Linked DNA regions of Mus musculus: regions 1 and 2 are each linked to region 3. Evidence: chromatin loops called from intact Hi-C (ENCODE). Cell type or tissue: left cerebral cortex. All regions are shown on one strand.

The links. Peaks named below come from ENCODE experiments on the same cell type or tissue, not always from the same donor. Only the 100,000 strongest peaks of a DNase experiment are listed, where the experiment ranks them.
Region 1: a loop joins it to region 3, with 5 times the contacts of the local background. A loop is called at or near these places in 4 of 42 quality-filtered maps.
Region 2: it touches region 3 in a loop (9-fold over the local background); 8 of 42 quality-filtered maps call a loop at or near these places.

Annotation. Positions count from the first base shown.
Region 1 is chr2:123,191,688-123,199,687 of GRCm38, reverse strand. No RefSeq gene overlaps it. Among named protein-coding and RNA genes, the nearest start is that of Gm34430, 270 kb to the right of the region's middle. In left cerebral cortex, a CTCF peak has its summit at 4,989 (motif pointing left); a DNase peak (open chromatin) is centred at 4,999.
Region 2 is chr2:123,308,895-123,316,894 of GRCm38, reverse strand. No RefSeq gene overlaps it. Among named protein-coding and RNA genes, the nearest start is that of Gm34430, 380 kb to the right of the region's middle. In left cerebral cortex, a CTCF peak has its summit at 4,488 (motif pointing left); DNase peaks (open chromatin) are centred at 4,043 and 4,471.
Region 3 is chr2:124,086,229-124,094,228 of GRCm38, reverse strand. It overlaps a transcript of Sema6d not described here. Among named protein-coding and RNA genes, the nearest start is that of 4930517E11Rik, 40 kb to the left of the region's middle. In left cerebral cortex, no CTCF peak of the experiment used is centred here; DNase peaks (open chromatin) are centred at 3,384, 3,596, 3,945, 4,195 and 2 more places; H3K4me3 peaks cover 2,573 bases; H3K27ac peaks cover 1,922 bases.

The DNA.
Region 1 (8,000 bases), 890 kb after region 3:
ATGTATCTGTGAAGGGTTATCTACATTCAGTCAACTGAGGTAGGTTATGTGCAGCATTGTCCCATGGGCTAGGATTCCAAATTGGATATAAAGGGGATAAATGAGTGTTAGTATTCATTCTCCTCAACTTGCTGACTAAGGTTGCAATGAGATCAGCTGCCTCAACTTCCTGACTTCATGCATTTCCCACCATGATAGGCTGGAAGTGTGGGCCCAAAGGTATAATGACAAGATGACAGGACATGTCACTAATACTACACTGAATTGTAAGTTTGAGAATGCTTATGCATGTTGCATATAAATCCAGTAGACACTATTTAGTCCACATGTTTACATACTTACTATATAAATAACCATAAACATAGATTTCTCCTTTGCAGAAGAAAAAGATAACTGACCAAGAAAACCATCTGGAAATACTAAAATAAATATGTTTAAACAACTTTAACAAGATTATGCAGGGATTTTCTTTTATGAAACATACAAATTTCCACGAAGAAATGCTAAAGCTTCTTAATCCAATCTATCAATCAGTATGTAGCTCTGGAAATACAAAGTATCACAAAAATGATGATGACCAAAGAAAAAGCTTTGTTCCAGATTCTAGCAGCCACAAGAGCAAGTCATTGTGCACAGGGACTGAGTGATAAAGATGGAAAGAGGGATAGAAACCAACTTCTTTCTTGTCTCCAAGAACTGTAGAGACAAGACCTCAGAACCATTGAGGGCTGATCGTGAAGCAAAGGCTGGCAGCACTACTTCTCATAAGTTCCTTCAAATGAGATAATTCAACAGGATTTGTGAGCATGGCTTCTAGCCCACAGAAGTTATTTTTCTTGAAAAAACTGAAGTACAGAATCTTATTCCAGTTAGTAAAAATGACAACATAGTCTTCTGAGGATGCTTTTCCCAGAGGTGAAGAAAGGGGCTATGCCAATATGAAGCTACAAGGTATAGCTAGAGCATGGAGCACAAGTCAAGAAAGTATACGCAGGACTGGATTGTGATGGTTCTAGATGAAGGGAGCCAAAAAAACCCATTAACTAACGAACTCTTCACCTCATCTTTAAGATGCAAAAAAGCATAATTATAGTCTACTACAATTTATTATATATTTCAAAATAACTGAGGGTCTAGGAGTTCTCAATGTGTAGTAGTGATGAATATTTGAAGAAATAGAAATGCTAATTGTGCTTATTTGGGTATTAACCATTGTCCTAGTTTCATTTGTGTTGCTATAATAAAATACCCTGATAAAAAGGATGGATTTATTGGCCTATAACTTCAGGTTGAAGTCCACAACTATAGGGAACTCAAAGCAGAAACCTAAGTCACTGCATTCACAGTCAAGAGTGGGGGAAGAAATAAACCATGAGTCTTTGCTTGCTTATGATCATCTAGCTTTCTTCACTCATAGACAGTTCAGGGCCAAGCCCCTGAAATGGTACCACCTACAGTGTGTCCTATATTAGTTGACAATTGTGACAGTCTTCTACAGGCCTTCCCACAAAACAACCTGATCAAGATAATTTCTCATTAAGACTCCTTGCAAAACTAACAAAGTCAACTAACTTGAGCCCTTGGAGCTCTCAGAGACTGAACCACCAACAAAAGAACATACATAGGCTTTCCATATCCCAAAAGTTGTTGCCTGTCCATGGAATATGTTATTTTAGATGGACTGCCTTTTCTGGACTCTGGGAGAAGCTGCACTTGGTCCTGCATATACTTGATGTGTCAGTGTGCAGGGATATCTAAGGGGATCCCACCTACTCAGATGAGACTGGAATGGGTTGAAAGATTGTAGGAAGGGGTGACCAGGAGGGTCCAGTGAGCAGGATGTAAAATGAAATAAGCTAATTTTAGAAAGGACTCCTTCCAAGATAATTCTAGGTGTGTCAAGTTAATAGATAAAAACCCATCAATCCAGTAGTTATATATACAGTGAATTAACATACTGTGCCTCTGAAATGCATACAAATGGTATATGTGAATCCAAATATTAAAAAAAGGATGATGAGATTGTTAAACATGTAAAGATATTATTTACAGGCTTTGAATCCTGAGTTCTACATGTAAATTTGGAACTGCCATCACAGAATTTTCTGATCACCTCATGCATGCTTGGAGCATGCCCCAACCTAACTCCACCCACAATAATGAGAATGTTTTATTTTAATGTATATTTTAGTTGTAAATATTTTAAATGACTGTGTGATGAAATGTGTATCAGAAATATAACTTAAACTAGTTATGGTCACCCACCCTATATATTCCAGTGCTAGGAGGAAACACTAGGAGGATTGTGAATCTAAGACCAATCTGTGGTTCACAGTGATGGAAGCTTTGTCTCAAACATTATGGAAAAATAGCAACAAATGTAATAGAAACTAACATAACAATAATTGTAGATACATTGGATAAAAATACTATTGGCTTGAGAATAATTCCCCAACATTCACAATGTAGCATCTTAGAAAGAATTCCAGAAAATAATATTATATTCTTGTATGAATATAAATTTTATACAGAATATGGAAAAAAACAACCATGTATTCTGAAGAAGTCCCATAGAAGTCAGTTAAAATAATTAAAAGACTGTGAAATAAGCATACCAGAGTGGGCATGAAGATATACCTAATGATTGTTTCATAAGAAAATCCACTATAGACACCATGTTCCAGATCCAAAAGGAATGCACAGTTGCAGAGAGTAAAATCCAATTTTGCCAAGAGATTAAGTAGTAACTACATGTATAGATTCAGAGGGTTTGTTTGTGAAGATATTTATAGCACTTTGCTCAGTTATACTAATTGGATCATAGGATCCCAATCAATGACATTCAAAATCTATCACAGTGAAAATAGCAAGGCTGAAGAGAAAACAATGGCACCTAACCCACAGGTCACAATGAAAAGAGTTCATGTGTCAACCCAGGAGCAAGTTAGACAGGTAACCAACAGTTGTACCAACAAAGAAATAAATGATGGGTGGCAAATCTCAAGGAGAGGACTCCATTAAAAAGTCATAATCTACTGTGTAGTTTCTTTTTCATTTTGCAATTTTATTAGATATTTTCTTTACTTACATTTCAGATGTTATTCCCGTTCCTAGTTTCCCCTCTGAAAATCCTCTATCTCCTCCTCCCTCCCCCTGCTCACCAACCCACCAACTTCTGCTTTCTGGCCCTGGAATCCCCCTATACTAGGGCATATAATCTTCACAAGACCAAGGGTCTCTCCTCCCACTGATGACCGACTAGGCCATCCTCTGCTACATATGAGGCTAGAGCCATGAGTCCCACCATGTGTTTTCTTTGATTGATAGTTTAGTCCCAGGGAGCTCTGGGGGCACTGGTTAGTTCATATTGTTGTTCCTCCTATGGGGCTGCAAACCCCTTCAGCTCTGTGGATACCTCCTCTAGCTCTTCCATTGGGGACCCTGTGCTCCATCGAATGGTGGTTGTGAGCATCCACTTCTGTATTTGTCAGCCACTGGCAGAGCCTGTTAGGAGACAGTTTTATCAGGGTCCTGTCAGCAAGCTCTTGTTGGGATCCACAATAGTGTCTGGTTGTGGAGGGCGTTGTTTCCCTGTTTATTCTTTGTGTAGAGAAAGGCCACTGATTTGTTTGAGTTAATTTATACTCTTAAAAGCTAACTAGAAGCTATTAAAGGTGCCTTCTCTCCCAGACCCTGCTAAAGTAGCAAACACTATTATGTCTTGGGAGGATCACAGTGGATGCCAGTGCCTTTAAAGATTTCATGTATTTTTAATTACTTTACTCTCCCATCCCTGAAAACTCTAAAGAGGTATTTGGATACCTCTAAGCTATCAAGATCCTAGCTAAGTCACAGTTCAAATCATAGCCACTTACCCTAACTTGGTGACTCATGCTTCATTTCAATGCAAGTTCTTGTACAGTAGCATCTGGAAAGGTCTTATTATACAGACTCACAGTTTTGCAGAAGAAAAGTTGGAGTTCCACTGAATCTTAAGCTACAGTTGTTTCACAGGTATTTTGGCCTAGGTATCTAGGGCCTAGCAAAGATGGAAATGAGTTTCAGTCATGGCAGCAGAAGCAGATCAAAGAGAGAGGTAGGGTTTTTTACATGAGTGTCCTACTTTGGGGGGCTTGGGGGACACAGTTGGCCACCTGTGACACTCACTAAAGCCCTACATTCAGAAAGGCATGGTAGACAAGGATTCAGCTACATCAGTGGAAAAAACACTGTATAGATTAACACTTATTGTATACTTAATGCCTACCATAGATCTATGACCCTAGTGTCGCTTCTTTTACAACTGTGACCATACCTATATATTTATTGACTTTTTTATTATAAAATTTGGATTTATTATTGGATACCTTGGCTTCTGTGATGTTAATGGGGGAAGCATAAACATGGCTTTTTGCATTTGTAAACATCATGCCTTTCCAGAAGCAGCATGATATATATATATATATATACATAGATACATAGATAGATACATAGATAGATACATAGATAGATAAATAGATAGATAGATAGATAGATAGAGAGATAGATACAGAGATAGATACATAGATAGATACATAGATACATAGATAGATACATAGATAGATAGATACATAGATAGATACATACATAGATACATAGATAGATACATAGATAGATACATAGATAGATAGATAGATAGATAGATAGATAGATAGATAGATAGATAGATAGATAGATAGATAGATAGACAGACAGACAGATAGATAGGCAGTCCGTGACATCTTATTATTTAGGAATATGACTTCTGTTAAGTAAAGAGAATCACAAAACTGAGCTCATGTTTTCAGAGTGTCTCTTCTCTGAAGGTCATATCTATACAGCTGGAAACTCAACCATGACATCTGTATAAATACTGACCAGCTGTTGAATCTTCTCTCCAGAGTCAGAAAGTGACTGCAGGGGAAAGGGGGCTGGGAGCCTTTAGATAAACATCATACATTCAGCTGATGCCCCCTAATGGCCAAGAAAATGTGAGCCCAAATTTTTCCCTGCCCAATCTTTCCCAAATTTTAACAAAAGCTTTCTGAAAGTGCTACTATCCATCCACAACCATCCCTCAATCTCTGGATCCTCGCCATTTGACTGTATTCTAGTTTCCACCTTGCACATCAAATCTGCACATTCCTGCACATCCTGAAAACTATACTTCAGACCCACTGAATAGTGACAGTCCAAGGTCATCTCTCCTTGGTGTTGGAAACACACCACCTTCCCTCCAGATTCTTTTTCCTGAATCTTTGCTGTGTGATTTACAAGTGAGGTTAATAGGCACATTTGGTTTCAAAATTACTCCCTGATCAAACTTGAAAACAGATTCTTGGTTTATTTTGATTAATTTCTGCCAGACTCTTATCATACTGCCCTTCAGTATACCCCATATATTCACAAGGGCATTATAATATGATATTTTTTTATCAGTGACATACTGGTTCTTTAAGGTTTTAGTAACTATGTTTATGGTTCCAACAAGTATTCAACAACAGAGCCCATGGTTCAAGTTGAATGGAGTTTGATTGAATAATTCTAATTCATGTGGAGAAAAATTATTGATTGCAGTACCCTCAGAAGGCAACATTTGCAAACAGAGAACATGTCTTGTACAAACAACCTGTCTCCAATACTTCTCCAACTTCTCTGTAAGAGTGAAGTTCAAGGAACTCAGTAACTTTTAAGATAAAAATATTGATCTTTTAAGAAACACTTCCTGTATTTTAAACCTAGAAAAGACACAGCTTAAAAAAATCTGGAGGTACATTCCCTGTGAATAATAAGTTACAGCATAATTAAAGACACTGTCTGATTGCTTTGCCTTGCAATGACAGTCATGCAAGGGGCATGTGGCAGTGCAGACACCTAAATTCTAAGATATCTCAAGACCTTGTGGCAGGCAGTAATCAGGAGTGAGGACACCTTTGGAGTTACTATAGCAACCCCAGGAGCAGACATGTTGGAAAAAGAGACTCTAACACTCATAACAGGCCAGTCAGTACTCACATGAGTCCTGTTTGGTCAGTAAACTCATGTGTTTTTCAAATTTCCTTTCCAGCAGTTAGTAGAGTAACACTGGTCAGTCATGGTCATCTCCAAACCTTGACCCATCTCCAAGTAATAGAATAATACCTCAGAGTTAGATGTTTTGTAAAGTTAAAGGAACGCAGCTTAAATTGTTTAAATTATTTAACTGAAACAGGTTAAAATTTGAGGCTATCACAACCACTCTGGATATCAGTCTGGTGGTTCCTCAGAAAATTGGACATTGTACTTCCAGAGGATCCCACAATACCTCTCCTGGGCATATATCCAGAAGATGTTCCAACCGGTAAGAAGGACACATGCTCCACTATGTTCATAGCAGCCTTATTTATAATAGCCAGAAGCTGGAAAGAACCCAGATGCCCCTCAACAGAGGAATGGATACAGAAAATGTGGTACATTTACACAATGGAGTACTACTCAGCTATTAAAAAGAATGAATTTATGAAATTCCTAGCCAAATGGATGGACCTGGAGGGCATCATCCTGAGTGAGGTAATCCAATCACAAAAAAACTCACACAATATGTACTCACTGATAAGTGGATGTTAGCCCAGAAATTTAGAATACCCAAAATATAAGATACAATTTGCTAAACACATGAAACTCAAGAAGAATGAAGACCAAAGTGTGGACACTATGCCCCTCCTTAGAATTGGGAACAAAACACCCATGGAAGGAGTTACAGAGACACAGTTTGGAGCTGAGACGAAAGGATGAACCATCTAGAGACTGCCATATCCGGGGATCCATCCCATAAACAGCCTCTAAACGCTGACACCATTGCATACACTAGCAAGATTTTGCTGAAAGGACCCAGATATAGCTGTCTCTTGTGAGACTACGCTGGGACCCAGCAAACACAGAAGTGGATGCTCACAGTCAGCTATTGGATGGATCACAGGGCCCCCAATGGAGGAGCTAGAGAAAGTAACCAAGGAGCTAAAGGGATCTGCAACCCTATAGGTGGAACAACAATATGAACTACCCAGTAACCCCCAGAACTCGTGTCTCTAGTTGCATATGTATCAGAAGACGGCCTAGTCGGCCATCAGTGGAAAGAGAGGCCCATTGGTCATTCAAACTTTATCTGCCTCAGTACAGGGGAATGCCAGGGACAAGAAGTGGGAGTGGGTGGGTGGGAGAGTGGGTGGGGAGCAGGTGGGGGATTTTTGGGATAGCATTGGAAATGTAAATGAAATAAATACCTAATTAAAAAACAAAACAAAACAAAACAAAATTGAGGCTATCGTGTGTTCTGTGAGAATTTACTACCTTTTTCCTTCTGAAAAGGACTATATAAAAATAATTAATGTCTGTTTCACTTCAAAGCAGGTTATGTGAATTCTTACTGGCTTATGTGTGAGAGTGGTTAATTATAAATGAATACTCATTTGCCTTAATCATACTTCCTTAGTAAAACAGAATCTTTTGACCATCCATGGGTGCTTCAGACATCTAATGTTATCAATTCTCAATGCCTATTAAAATCCATCTAGCAACTTTCAATCCACTACAAGCCCTTGGAATTCATACATTTCCTAAATCACCAGTTATGTGTATGTTATAAGAGCCTTCAGGTTGAAGCTAGGATGTAGTGGGAATGTCAGCTTGTTTTGCAAGGGCTGTCATCTGGGTGAAATCTCATCGAGGATATGTCTCCTACTCACAGAACCTGGCCTGTTAGACCTACACAGAAACCTTTTACATAAAAAGAGCTTCTTTATGAAGGATGAGTGACTTTCCTGAATCCAAAATATCATTGTTAATGTACATAGTTAATATACACTGGAAATATGCAGATTTGAGCCTGGTAGATGACAAATGTTTTCTCATTCCTGAAACAAATCTAGAATACCAGGAGAATCCTTTAACATTAGCAGACGGATTTTGGGATCATGAGAGTCTTGACATGCTACACAGCTGGA
Region 2 (8,000 bases), 780 kb after region 3:
AGAAGTTAGGGGCTGGTTCTTCCTTCCAGCCCCTTGCTCCCAGAAATAAGCTCAGACTCAAAATATATTTATCAATACCTTGGTCATATAGCTAGGCTCTTCTCTGACTAGAATCATAACTTAAGATAACCCATTTGTTTAATCTACATTCTGCCACATGGCTGGTTACCTATACTCAGGTATGATGCATTTGTCTCCTAACATCTTCCTAGAGAATCTTCTTAGCTCTCCCCATGTCTTTCTCATCTGTTACTATTTCCCAGAATCCTCTCTCTTCCTGCCAGTGTCACACCTTCTATTTCCTGCCACAGCTCATTGGCTGTGGGCATTTTTAATGACAGATGCTTTTTATTTTATTATTTTTTATTGTTATTTATTTATTTATTTATTTATTTATTTATTTTGGTCATTTTGAGACAGAGTTTCTCTGTATAGCCCTGGCTGTCCTGGAACTCACTCTGAAGTCCAGGCTGGCCTTGAACTCAGAAATCTGCCTGCCTCAGCCTCCCAAGTGCTGGGATTATAGGTGTGTACCACCACACCCGGCTACAGGTGCTTTTTATAAGAGAGTCTCTCTACATGACAATTTCGGAGTGTTTGTGTCAGGATGGAGACCCAAATTCTGATCTTCTTCCTTATGCCACAGTTTACGATGTTTAACCAAGGTCACAGAAACCAGCACCAGCAATCCATCATGGCATTCATCTGTGATGAGAAGAGACCAGCCAGTTTCTTCCTGGAAAAGACCCTTCCAATGATGGTAGAAAGCGGGCTAGTTAGTCAATACTTCTTACCCCCAAATAAAACATGGGAGCCTGCATTAGCCACCCACATACAAAGGTAATAACTTGCATTTCAAAACATATTAATGATTTTGAGAAACTAACTGAATGTCTTTTTGTTACTGTGAAAAGATTTTTAATTTTCATTGAGCTTAGAAAAACAAGCCCTAAGGAATTGCTTTATATCTGAAGTATTTTGAAATGTATGTATATTTCTCGTTTAAGCTAGAGACGACTGGATTATGACTTCAATTAGCACAAGAAAGATGACTCAGGGCTTTAAAGCTTTTTGTCACTATGTTCACATTGTACGCAAGCATATTATTCTGAGGGCTGCAAAGAAATGATTTTGAATGTGTTTGACATACAATAACAAACATCAGATTGACAGACATGCCATCAAAAATATGTATGGATGCATATGGAGAAAGTTAATGGCATCATTGGTTCAAGCCACAAACCCTTTGGGGAATAGACAATCTGGCTCTTCCAGCTCAGGTAAATTGGTGCTCCATGTGAGAGAAGCTCTCCCTCTACCGTGCCTGGAGTCCCATCAGCTCCAATACATCTCCCTGAAGGAGACCGAGAGGAGCACAGGAAGCTGGCTTGCTGCCTCTCTTCTGCTTCCTAAAGGACTTGGCTGGCCATGGGTTGCCATGTAACCATGGGAGAGCTTCTCTCTAGAGGAATAAGCAAACTTACTTCTGGCCAGAAAACCAGAGTCTGATTTTTTAAATTTGCACATGTGCTCAATGCTATTTCTGATTTATCAATAATGGATTAATAGCACTAGGTTTATAGATCTCCCCTATAGCTTATATATGTTTGTAACTGAATTCAGGAAATTTAGTTTCCAGAGTAAATATTGGGGTACACAACTCTTAAATGCAAGGTCACCATCCCTGACTTTCTTCCTGATCATGGTATTCAATTTTGTAAGCTTGGTACATAGTAACTGCTCTATGAATTGTCATTGACTAAGTCCTAAGTCAGAGTGTGACTCTGGGCATACTACTGTCTTTAGAGATTTAATCTCTCATACAAGTAAACAAGAGTGGACTAGATAATTTCTAAGTTGTCTTTCAAGATCCAAAATGTCCCATATTAGCATTCACCTCCATGTGAGAAGGTGTGTTCCAGAGCGTGATGCCCACAGAAGCCAGCAAAGGAAGCTGGATACCCTAGAGCTAGCATTACAGGAAGTGTGAGCTACCTGAAGTGGTGCTGAGAACTTTACTAAAACTGAACTCAAGTTCCATAGAAGAGCATTACTTGTTCCTAACCACTGAGCCATTGTTCCAGCCCCAAACCTACATTATCCTAATCAGTGGGAAAGCCATGTTTTATAATATGCTAATGCACATTGTAATTTAAAACTTATGACAGGCTAAATAATGCCTACCAAACAGCATATGGGTTTTTTCCCCCTTTAGAACCTGTGAATGTTGTCTTATATGGAAAAAGTGGCTGTGTCAAATGTGACTGAAATAAGCTTTTGAAATAGGGACAGTATTCAGTATGTGAGTTTGCTTCATGCATGAGCACAGATATCCGTTCTTATACACAAAGTGAAGTTTGACATTGCATGTCTGAAGCAAGATCTTGAACCATTGACTTTAAGGTTAGAGGAGTGGAGACAGGAGACATGAAAAGCAATGGGGCTAGCAAGAGTGGATCAAAGCTGGAAAGATAAGGCTCAGATCCTCCCCACCCAACACTCCACAACCAAGTCCTGCTGACACCATCGCTGTAGGCCAGTGAACTGGAATTTGGACCTCCAGAACTATAGGAAAATAAAGTTGTGCTCTTCTAAGCTTCTGAATTGGTGCATTATCTTTAAACATTGACAAGAAACGAATACAAGCATATACTGTCTTGTGATCAATGTACTAATGGCCTCTAAAAGTACATGGCATTCAGCTAGCATATTAATTATGCTCCTCGTCATTGTGGAAAAAAAAAAACTTCATAAGGTGGGAAAGCTTACTTCAGCTTCAGTTTAAGGAGGCATAGTCATGGTGGTAGGGAATGCCTAGCAGCAGGTCAGGAGGCCAGATGGTCACACTGCTTTCAGGGTCTGGAAGCAAAGACCAAGCAGAAAATGGTGCTGAGCTGTAAGATCTCAAAACCCACCCTGACCCAGTGCTTCCCCTTTTCCAGCAAGACTTCACCAATTAAAGGTTCTACATCCTTCTGAAACAGCATCGTCAGCTAAGGACCAAATATACAAACATCAAACAGGTGAGTCTGTGAAGGACATTCTTTTTTATTTTTATTTTTTATGAGAAAGGGAGAAAGGGGATGTGGTGTTGGATGGGTGGGGAGACAGGGAGGATCTGGGAAGAGTAGTTACAGGAGGAGAAAAGCATTATCAGAACACAGTGTATGCAAATTTTTTTTAATTAAATAGAAAAGAAGAAGAAATAGAAGCAACCAAGCTACTTTTGGGAGATAGGAGTCAGCACACAGAAGTGACAACCTCCAACAAATCATGTATCCTTTTTGAATAACGCCAATTTTGATCCACATGTTCCTTCAAACTGAAATAGGACACAGCTTTCCCTACTACTGGGTCTCTGAAAAAAGATGTTTGTCAATGTTGTATGTAACTATGAGAAACAAAATAGGATATAGCAACAACAAAATACCCCAAATATACACATTAGTAACATACCTACTTAATGTTACTGAAGCATGTCTATCTCCCTGTTCCAAAGTGTCCTTATTAATCTTCGATAACATCAGTGGCATCAGATCCTATCCAGACTGGATTCTAGCAGAGGACTTTTCAAATTTTAATATGCATAATATGCATATGAATCACCTGGGGATCTTGTTAAAATGCAAATTCTGATTCTGTAGGTCTGAGGCAGGACCCAAGGATTCAACACTGTAATAAGCTCCCAAGTGAGGTGGAGGCTCAGGTCTGCACCTACACCAGCAAGATGTCAGGGAACAATCTGGAAATGTCAGTCTAAGGTAGCACCAAGCCCACACTACCAGCAACAAAGCAGTGTGCAATTCTCAAACTTTTGCCAGCTTACCTTGAAATAGTCTCTCTGGGTGTGGTGCTATCTCTGTAGTTTACATTTCTGGTTCTGAGTTTATCTAGTAAGGAGGTCCCGTGTGCCTCAAGCCACATACCACCCCTGTGTCTGCCTCGAGCTTCTAATGGCTATTCCCGATGGGGAAGGCACTAGCTTTATAGAGACTTTGTCAGTGATGTCAGCAGCCACCGGTGCAATCCTGGCTCTCATCTGTTCCTTTCCATACCCTGTTCACATGTGTTTTTTTAGGTTGCAAAGACTTGCTCAACTTTTAGATAAAGATTTTTTTTTCTCTTGATTTGGGTTTGAATCTAGGCAAAAGACTCTTCAGGTTATGGGTCTCATGAGTAGTTATAAGACCCAGCTTCATCTCACAAACTGGCTTGCTGTTTGAGGTTTTCGCCAATATCTCAGAGCATAAGTCCATTGCTCCTGTTTAAAACTGACCCCACCGTGTTCAGTCCTCCACTGATCTCAGTTTATCAATTGAGTAATGACTCCGATTTAAGATATTTATGGAGCAAAGATAACTACATCCTTTGCTCCCCATAAAGGTTCAAACATTTCCTCCTCCTGCATCTGCCAAGAATTCTCCATCCGGCCTAGCCAGATTTCCCTGCCCTGTAGAGAAAATCTTGCCAGCTCTCTGCTGCCCTCTCATGGTATCTGTTAGTACAGCGTTCATATCTGCCCTTGACTGATCCTAACGGACTCCAGGGATGCAACACCTTTGTGGAGCCTGCAGATCAAACTAGCACGGCCAACTAGACGTCTACCAACGTTTTTTACTATTTTCTTTCAAATACAGATGACGAACATCCATAACAGAATTTTGCTTCTAACCTTGAAATTCATAAAAGCACAAAGGAGGGGAACTCTGGGGCATGTTTTAAAGATGAAAGAAAAGCCCATTTGGCTAACCAGTGCCTGTAGCCTAGCCGGAAGGATTTCAAGAGATCTTGTTCCCTGGGCTCCACACTAGTTCAGAAGAATATAAATGTCTTAGGGTGGTCCTAATGGCTTATATTTCAGCAGCATTCCTGGTGATTCCAACGAATATGAAGAGTGCCTCTGTTGGGCTGTACATAAGGCATAGGCATGCTATGAAGTGAATATGTAATATGTGAAGCTCACATATTACAGAAGGCTGGTCATATTAGATTTGTTAAGAAAAAAAAAAAAGCTAACCAGTTTTCACGAACCATCCCCCAGAAAAACCCAGAACAAAAAGAGATCTTGCTTTGTGTCTAGTGTTTGCTGAGCAGTTCGTGGACTTCAAGCAACCCTATTCTACACTGTTCAGACTGCCTCTGTGCTTAGCATTAAATCTTCACACTGGTGCACAGAGGACAAAAAGCCCTGTCTGTGTGATGCCCTTCCACTCTGTCCACTCAGGGAAGGCGTCTCTCTTAATGTCATGCTCTGCAAGCTGTATACTCCTCTCCTCAGTCAGCTACTTCTGTGGAGCAGACATAGATGTTGGAAGTTTGGATGGGTGAGACAAACAGGCAAGAATGCACGTTACATAGCTGCATTCTTCAGCTGGCTTGTCCACCCAGCTTTGTGCTCCAATTGGCTTGTCCTGCTAATGTTGTATCTGCCATGTCCAAACTGCATGAAAACTCATGTCTGTCCTCAACTCTGATCTTATCTGTTCAGCAGTAGCACTCTCCTGCCCAAGCCCTGTCACCAACTCTTGGTTCCTTAGTTGTGTACAGTAGGTTGCATTCATCATAGCATCATTGTCTTTGCATCAAAACATTGGGTTAAATTCTCCACCTCACTAACCTAGATTGCCTCTCATCTTTCTTCTACTTCTGTGTAACCCAGAAAAGGCAGTGGATAATACATTGCATGCTTATTCACAGTGGGGGTTCAGTAATACTTGCCAAGGGTATTTCCTCTAAGTAGCAGCAGTCCAATACTTGGAAATAAAATTCAAGTCCTGCTCAAGCTCAGCTGATTCTGATTCTGCCCCATCAAGGATTCTTGCCCAGCATCCCTTACTCCTCTGACACCAGACTCCTCTATGCTTCTTGCTTCTTGTATCACACAGGATCCTTTCAGTTCTCTATGTGACTTTATGCCACCTTTTCTCCCCTCTCCTGTTTACTCTGCTCAGCTGGAAGAGCTCTAGCAACTTTGAATTTGCATTTTTAATTAGGCATTGCATCGGATTTCAACTCAGTTATCCTGAGTTCTTCTTGCATTTAAGCTACCAAAGACTCTATGCACAGCTGTATGCATATGAATAAGACAGTATTTTTTTAAAATCTCTTAAGCCTTAACATTTTATATGAAGCAATGTCATTTTTTCTTTTTCCCATGAAAAGGTTGCTTATTATTTTTTAAGATGAAAACAAAGGCCCTCCTCAGGCAAAACTTACCTTTTTCTAGACCCCTTCCAACAACACACATTATTTAAAGTCAGGCAGAGTGCTGCCCAGCATGACCTTTCTGAAACAAGTGGAACACAGCGCTCTTTTTCTTAGCCCTACTCTGCATGGCTTTACCCCAAATCTTGCCCACTGTGGCCTCTCCCACTCCCCATGAGATGTTCTTTCTGGGAAGAAATAAATCTCATTCTGGTGACTATCTACTGAGCACCCACTACACACCAGTGTGCAAAGTATTGTCCAGCAAGGTGAAGAAAATGGCAGTATGCTGAGTGTAACCTACTGGTATACAAGAGAAGGGGCCAAGCAGAGAAAATGCTGATGGTAGTGGTGGTAGTAGTGGTGGTGGTGGTAATGATGGAGACTAGGGTGAGAAAAAAATCAGAGTTGAAAAGAAAGACATGGAATTTGGGCATGACAGATACAGCATTAGCAGGATAAGCCAATTGGAGAACCCAGGTATCTAGATCTAGGTTCCTTTGCCATCTAACTAAGCATCTTTCACAGTTCTCTTCCCTACATTTAGACTCTCTGCTACCCCTTCTTGATGTCCTTTGACTAAGTTAGTAAGCTGTTTCAAGCCTTCTTACCGTCCTTCTTTGGACTGTAATATTCCAAGTCTAATTAGCAATGATGAACACAGGATGAGCCTGAGAATGATGGGGCAGGGAATATGTTTTATCTCTATTGTTTAAATAAACTGAGAATTCAGAATCACTGCCCAAAGGAAACAGAAAGATGGGGTAGACCCAGCTTTGTGAGCAACTGATATGGGGAAACTCTGTTCTAAGTATTCTTGACCACCAGCTCTGTCAGAAAGCATCCAAGTTATTAATGGTATTTCTCATGCCAAATTATTCAGCTATTTATGTTCCACTGTTTATATTCACTAAATGTGACTAATTTTTTTCCATACTATTTTCATTAACAGTTCTATTAGGGCCTCTGCAAAGGCATTTATATGTATGTTTTTTCTGAATCCTCTGAATAGTCATAGGAGATAAAATGCATTGTAATCCCATTCTACAAATGAAAAAGCTGACTCTGGAGGCAGTTTAAAAATATCTGTGTATATGGTGTTGACTGAGATATTAACAAAGTGAAGCAAAATAGTTAGGTAAGTTAGGTAGTGAATGTATAGACAAGAGGCCGGACGGGCCAATAGGTGCCAAGATTGGGTACAGAGGGACAAACAACTTCAGAGGAGAGGAAGTTAGGATCATATAAGCAGGGTGAGAAGCAGTGTTGAACATCACCTTCCTAAGCTGAAATCTTATTCTGCAATTTCTAGTTGCTCTCAGACACTCACCCTTTCTGATCTTGTAAAATGAAGATTAGAAATAAGAGCCACCACACAGATAAAATAGTTAGTAGAAAGCCCAGCCATCTATTGTTATTGGAATCATCATTTCACATTAAGAGAATCCACATTCTTCTTTCAGTAGATGAGAGATGATCCAAAGTCACTGGCCCTATATGTCACTTAACATGCAAATACAACTGAGTAAAATATTTTCAAGGGCACAATGGAAAGGGCAGTTGACTAGAAGAACAATGTAAACATCTTAGAGTGGCAACAGGCATAGTAAAGGATAGTGCTAGTTGACCTTGCTAGGACAAAGTTCAGGGAGAAAGAACTAAGTGAGGAGACTGCAGTTTTCTTGTTCTCCCCTTACTACACGCAATCACACACACACACACACACACACACACACACACACACACATGCACACATGCATCCATGCGAAATATGGGTATCCTTACACGACTGAGAT
Region 3 (8,000 bases):
AATAAGACAAGGACGAGGAGAAGAGAAAGGAGCAGCATTGTAGATCACAACGTTTGTCTCTGAGCCTCCTCAGAAGTTTACACCCCTTCCTTGCAAATGCATTTTCCTCAAAAAGGCTAGGTAATATATACATAAGCTAGTTAATTGGCTGTCTTAGTCTGATTTCCTTCTCATTAATTAAGTTGATCTTGCTCTTAAAAGAAATATAAGCAAACCATTGTTGATTTTTAGATTCAACACTTAACTCAATAACATTTTCTTCAAGTAAGTTTATGCCAAAGGAAACTAAAAGGACTATTTTAATTAACCTAGCTTAGTCATTTGACCAGCATTTCATGTTTCATCAAGCAAATTAAGTATCAAGCATCCCCTGTTGAGTGAACACTTATTGAGCAGTCATGGAATAAAACCAAAGTTTTTGCTAAAAAATTCTGGAAATATATTTTGCCCTATTTCAATTTTTCCATAAATGGAGCAGCAGTCCTCCCAAAACAGACTAAGGAAACAAAGAGCTTTGATACTATGGAAAGCCAAGGCCAGCATTCAAATGCACACAGTAGGGCTCCTTCGTATGAGAGTGGAGTCTGGAGAAGCCAAATGACATGGGCTTGAACTCTGAACACAGATGATCTTCAGTGTGCCCAGTGTGCTCCACCCAGAAAGGGAAGCTCATCTTTCCACTTGCTAAGTTCTGACTCAACTTTTAATGGAAGTTACTCTTCTTCCCTCTTCAGCCCTTCCCTCTGCAACCTCCTGGGCACCAAGTTTTCAACAGTATGTTCCTTCATCAGACCATGCATTTATGACACAGAAGGAACATATCAAAAGACTCAGGTTTAACAGGTATTGATCTGAAAGGCTATTTATTTTGAACATTGACACAGTGAAGACTTGAATGTCTAGAATACAAATAATTCTCTCTTTGAGGGTCCTGAGGAATTACAGCAAGTGGTGTAGAGTAATGAATGTTTGTAATTCACTAGCTGCTATTTTAAGATGCAAAGCACACCATGACATCAGTGATGTTCTTTTGAGTCTCCACGGACAGCCTATTACAATGAAAGCACTTGGGGAAGAACAGAGCACTCCAATATATATTTGTTGAAATTCCAGTGTTTTGACAATGACGATTTAGTAACATTTCATAATGTATAGAATGATGAAAAATACCCCTAGATTGGCTTTAAAAGTACAGGTTTTCTGTATAGAAACTGATCATGAAATTTTAGTAGTAACATTTCTATACCAAAAACTTCTGAATGGCCCTTAACATGGATTTAGTAAACCTTTAAGAAAACAAGCAGTATTTACTCAAATAACACTTTCTCCCTCTGAAAGAGGAAATAGCATTTTAACTGCTTCTTTTCTTTTCTCACTTTCTATCTTCCTTCAGCTCCTAGACAACAAAACAATGGCCCTTTCTTCCTGTGGAAGGGAAAACTCAATAAATACAAATGGCTACGGGGCCTCAGAGCAGAGAAATTATGGCTTTCCAAGAACTTCATTTTTCCCTCATGAAGAAACACATTTGAAAGGGACCTTTCCCAACACACTTTAAAATCAGGCATATTTCAATGAAATTATTCTTTGGGCAATGCTAAACATTGCTGACTGATAAATGAGACCCAAATAATTAAGTTCTGTTCTTTTACAATCGAGATTTAGTGTAGTCATCAATCTGGGGAAGAATTTAGAGTCTGGAGACTTTGGAAGATGAACAAGCTACTAACTGAAATTGGTCATGTGGGGAGGTGGTTAAATGAGTACTCAGCTTAAACATAGCTGTGGATAACTTTCATGTCTTAATCTTCATTAGAACGTCACTGATTCATTGCTCATTTGTTCCCACAATAACTTGGACACAGTGAGAAAACAAGCAAAAGAAAAAAAATAATAATTCAGTGCACCCAAAGAGCATCATGGTGAAAATAAGGTTTAACAGTAGGCTCTAGGAAAAGTTCCTTTTAAATAGGAAAAGCACAAGGAAAGCAATGTTATTATGGAAAGCATGAAGGATATAAACATTAAAAGTGATAGGAATGAGAGAAGGAGAACACACAATACTTTGCATGGGTGTCTGTGGCCTGAGATGCCTGCCCAGGTTTCCAGTGCTATTTATCATCTACCCAATTCACACTTGCAGTCTTAGAATCAGACATACAGCTTTTGTACATTAAGCAACACCCACACTGCTCCACCTATCCCTTCTCCCTCCAAACGCAAAAAAAGCTATATCCAGAGAGATGTTCACATGAGATATTTTTCCCTGGGCTGAACTCCAGGTTTCAGCAGACAATGCACTTAGCAGGTCATGGGCACATTAAATCCAGGGAGAAGCACAGTGGTGTTTCTTAGTAACTACTGATAATCACAACCAACTACAGATACATAATGCATATGCATAAACATGTGTGCATACAGTACTTACATGAAATTATATTTCAATATCTTTTGCTAAGGGATGTGCACATTAGAAAAAGGAGGAAGGAACGCATCCTTAGCTCAGGGACTAAGGCACTGAGATGGTGAACAGGTGAGATCATTGTCATTTCAGTACTGGGGGGAAAGCCAAATAAGGACAAGTATGCTATCGCGAAAGAAAAGGGTTTGCTCAAGATGTCCTGAGCTCCCTAAGGAGAGGAGGAAGAAGAGGCTCCCTCGGCCTCTGTCTCTCAGCCCACTTACATCCATAAATGTTAACATCAATGGGAGCCATGGACTCGAAACCACTGTGTGGGCATATGTACAGAGGAAATTACACTTTGTTTATTAAAGGAGACTCCTCTCCCAGAACCATGCAATCTTACTACTTGAAGGTGCAAAAATGATTGCACATCCATAAAGGGAGAGCTGGAGAGGGTAGGGGGGAAATAAACCCCGCCCAAGAACCTTTAAGGAAATAGGTGCTAGCTGGAGAAAATAGCTAGTTGCCCAAAATGCTTAAAACTCCACTTTCATTATTCTGAAAACAATTTCAGTCCAGGAGGGAGATTCTGCTTCTTAAGCTCCATTCGCTATGCTGGCTGGCAGAATCAGTCAGATCTAAGTTTTGCACTCACGCATGGTCTCTGTTGTTGACTACTCTCGCTCTCTGAACCAAGAAGTCCCTTTCCAAAATGGGTAAGTCCACTCCGACCCTCACTCCTCCAAGTCACCACTTTTATTAACCTGTGAGCTGTGTCTGTGTAGCCGAGCCCGGCCCCAGAACAGTCACCGGGAACAATGAGCCAGAGGAGGGACCCACCCAATGAGCACCTGCTTGCGGGCGCTCAAGCCTGGGCGCTGGGCGCGGGACGCTCAGGGCCTCGGGTTCTGGTTCCCTACCCTGCTCCTCCAGACCCCAAGAAAAGCCTGAAAGCAGGTGGTTACCGGCATCAGACTCGGCGCTCCCAGCTCCCAAGTCAGTCTTGCCTCCCAACACCCACCAGTTAGAGCCTCTGTACCTAAAAAGAACACAAGCCCAGGGGGGGGATACCGGGTGGTCCAGCCACCACCACCCACTGGCCCGGGCTCTGGAACGCACCGACGCCCTGTGGTCCGCACCGAAATTCCCAGGGCTGTGGGGTGGAGAGAGGTGGAGCTCGGAGCCTTAAAGTGGCTTCCTCTGGCCCGCCCCCGGCCTGGCAGGGCTCTGGGATCCGGTAAGACACAAAAGATGGGCAATATCAGAGCCTGCCACTGTGCCGTCGCCGGGGTGAGCGGCGGGGGCCTCGGGCGGGTCCATGCCACCTCTCCCCACTGTCCGTTCCTGCTCCCTGGTCCTAATCCTGGTTCCCTAGTCCCATCCCCTGCTCCCTGGTTCTCATCCCCTCTTTCTAGTTTTCTTCCCAGCTCTTGGGTTCCTATCCCTGATCCCCAGGTTCCGCCCGCTGCGGGAGCATCCCTGGACGCCGCTGAGCCCCGCGCGCTTTCCGGGAGCTCGAGTGGGCAGCGAAAGGCGCGGGTGGCGGAGACGAGAAACACTTACTTGCCGGGAAGGCTGAGCACCTCTTGTTTCTCACTCGTAGGTGTCCAGCTTCGGGGCCCCCGCGAGGTCGCTGGCACAGCTTGGAGCTGGGCACTTGGCGAGCCCGGGACACCCTAGTAGCCGCTCAGCTGCGCGCTGTCAACGCACCAGGCACAACAAGGCACCATCCACAGCCCCAGGCCTCTGTCCCGCTCTCCCACGTCGCCGCTCCAGGCAGACCACACCCTGTCACCCCCGCAGCCCTCCACTCCTGCCTCTTTGACACTTCACCGGTTACTCCGCCGCCCGGCGTCCTCCCACCCCCTTAGCCCACGTGCTTCTGCGCTCGCTCCCGACTCCAACTTCCCCCGCTGGTCCCCGCCCTCCTGGGAACCTCTGGACTCAGGCTGGTAGGTGTTTGGATCTCCCACAAGCCCACCTAGGTCCTCCGATTGATGGTGTCACTGCGATGGTGTCACATACGCTGTGTATAATGTGTGAAGATGTATTTTTTTGTTGAGCCATGCATTACTTTTAATATTAGAGAGGTGTATTTATTCCCAGGTTTTAATCACTGAGCAATCACTGGCCTTGGTAGAGACTATCAGGCCAGCTGTTTCCACTTGCCATTCTAAAGTTCCTGCTTAGCTTGTCATTTCCTATTATCCTAGTATGTATGTATGTATGTATGTATGTATGTATGTATGTATGTATGTATGTATGTATGTATGTATTCTTTTAAAATAAATATCTTATTATTTACTCTTTCTCTTTCCAGCAAAGTTTGAAGTTGTTTTCTGAGGGCTCCCTCCCCCTCGGTCCAGCCACAAAGACTCTAGGAAAAATTTCATCTCTCCCTGTTATAACTCTGTCAGCAGACTCTAGTATAATCCTCAAGATATAGTATATATTCACAAATGCCCCTAAATGCCCTTCAATTATGATGACAAACTTTGGTCATTTTCTATCACACTGAAATGAGGAGTTCAAATACATGCTTGGCTGTATCCCAAACACCAGGTCCTGGAGAAAGCCAGGGACGTTTTACCTTTGGCTGAGTGATTTCTCATTCTATGATGAGGTTTAGCGGGGTTAATAACTGGTGATCACTAAATGTGACACTTTTAAGCTTTCTTTAGAGACTGGACTCTAAGTCTCTCACACATGCCCAATCTGGCCTTTCTTTACACAGTGCTTGAATGTCCACCTGCCCAGCCACAAACTGTTTTGGTACCACCACCACAGAAAGCCACCCAGACTCTTCTTTCTTTAAAATAAAATTACTTTTTTTTTCTTTTACCTCTTCTTATTTTAGTCTCAATCTCTTGACTAAGGGTTTTAAGAAACAAAACAATGATCTCTTAAACATCAGATCTCTGTTGCACCATTTGTCTTAACTCACATATAAAAATGATTTGTTTTTATCTTGCCCCCAGCCATCCACCCCCAGAAAACCTTAATACTTAAGTTTCTCCCTCGAAACTAACAACACTTCATGCTTATTAACCTACAGAGACCATCCATGAATCAGCACTGCTCTAAGCAATCTGCTCATTAGATATTTTATAGATGACACCAGGAGAAGGGGAAGGGACCAAAAATTAACCACCAATTACTACAGCAAGAACCAAGTTCCCAGCAATCTACTTGGTCTTAACCAGCACAGGACATGCCTTACCACAATGTCTTATACTCAATAAGTAATAAATGGTTCAATATAATCCATATGTATTCATCCACATTTAGCTGCATTGCCGGAAACTGAGCAGAAGTCTGAGTGGACTATTGAGACAGAATTGGTCACAGATATTTGCTACCAGGTTACAAACTCTCAGTGATGTCATGGGCACTATCACCTGCATTTAAAACATGGGCTACTCATGATCCATCTTAGCATTTCAGAATGTCTGGTTGGAACAACTCAGCCTTCAGATTTGGATTCAAGGTCCCTCATGATCTGTGAGAGACACCTCTGTTAAACTGATTTTGATTTAGTCCACTGCCAGGCAAAGTTTTGACTTCTGGAAACCTGGCTTCTGGCAATGCAATCTTCAAGTCATAGACAGAGCTGCAGACACCAAAGACAGTCATGTCCCAGTTCCCTGGAACCTGTAAATGTGGCCTATGATGACACATGACTTTGAAGATGTTGTTAAAATTCTTCAGATGGAAAGATTATCTTAGCTTTTGGGGACCCTAAATGAGACCACATGGTTTCAAGAATAGGAGTCAAGAGAAGAGTTAATACAGAAAGGAGCAAAATGTATTTGAAGGCAAGGATTACTGCAATGTAGCCACAAGCCAGCCAGCCACAGAGGACACCAGGAGACAGAAGAGGCATAGAAAAATGAGTCTCTTACACAGATCCTGGGATCTATGTTGGTTTCTATCCAGTGAATGGGATTTTGGAAATATGGCTTCTAGGGCTGCTGTATAGCAGTCTCCTCCAAGATCAAAACATTCAGAAAAGCACCCTAAGTAAGAGATAAGCAACACCGCTCCCACAAAATAGATTCTAGAATTCCCTGATACTAACCAGATTCTCTAGGTCATTCTCTGCCAGACTAAGCAGAGCCCAGGTGCAAAGAAGGCCCTCAGCCAAGAGGAGATGCCTGGTAGAGGTTTAGATGCATGGAGGCACCTGGAAGGACACTCTCCGACTTGAGCTGGCTGCAGACTGTGCAGTGTGCCTGAGTTCCCAGCTTCATGAGATGTTACCCGTGCTGGGATGAGCTGGGGTGAACAGATAGGTGCATTTTATATCCCCAGCAAATGTTTTGTCACATAACAAGGACTAACCCAAAGTAAATTTATAGTACTTTATTATAGCATCTAAAGGAAACAAATTCTGGAATATGGGAGGTGTCTTTACATCTTCATGGGGCAAAGAATCAGAAGATTTCTCAAACAATTAGACATTGTCCTTTTCAGTAGGGGGGGCAACCAGCTATTGAGGGCAGACAAAGGATTGGCTCCCAGACATTGACGAAGGAGTTACATAATATCCTTCTGATCTAGATGTTGCTGTTTTATTTCTTTAAAAAAATACAAATAATTTTATTCAAATATTCAAGTATTTAAATTTTTATATCAGCTATCCAAGAATACTGTCTAAAGCATACAGAAATTAAAATTTTCTTTCAGTTTACAATATGTAGGATTTCCTTGCCAATGTTTAGAAATGCAGAAATTGCCTGTTGTCAGATTAAGACCAGTCTCCAGTCAACAGAATAAAGCTGTATTTGAGTCATGTGCTGGCCCTAGAGATGGGCTCTTCAACCCCAGACCTAAATCAGCTGTCATGTGCTCATTTAAGTATTCTAAAATTTAAAAAATATATAAATAAAGTAAGTTGTAGCTCCTTTTAAAGTATGCATGCTAAAATTACCTACTGGATTGCAAAAATATACTTGCCTTAAGTTAAAGGATGAATTTTTAAACTGATAAACCTTTTTTATAAACTCTTCCTCAGTATCCTCCAGATTCCCTTGATCTTTGAGAGATCCATGTACTTGATATTAAAACACAGTAAATGTAATTTGATTATTTTTAAACAAGGTAAAACAGAACACATCCAGTTAAGCTGCAGATGGTCAGTTAGTAAATTTTTAATATGACTTAGTATTCTATGTAACGTTTGGGATACTGAATTGTCTTTGTTTTGTTTCACATCATATTATTAGCAATCTAATAGCTAGAACTTCTGAACCTAAATTAAAAAGTTATTTATTGATTCTCCATTGGTCTGTGACTGTCTCTTTTGCTTTAGAAAGCAGAAAAGAGAGAATGAGTTGATTCCTATAAAGTTTAGTCTCAGAGCCCCTAAATGCTCAATCAGGGGGGGATTTCTCATTGACTTGTAGAGTGTTCAGCACCTTACTGTTCATCAGACAAAGAGTTGAATTCCAGTGTATCTCCCCCCTCCCCGCCCTTTAATGACTTTACCCTCATTCATGGGTTCTTAAATGCAGTACAGAGTTTCTGGCCATCAGTAGCTGAAATATTCTGCCTGTTTTGTGATATGTCTTCTAGGATTTCTAGCACCAGGCTGCCC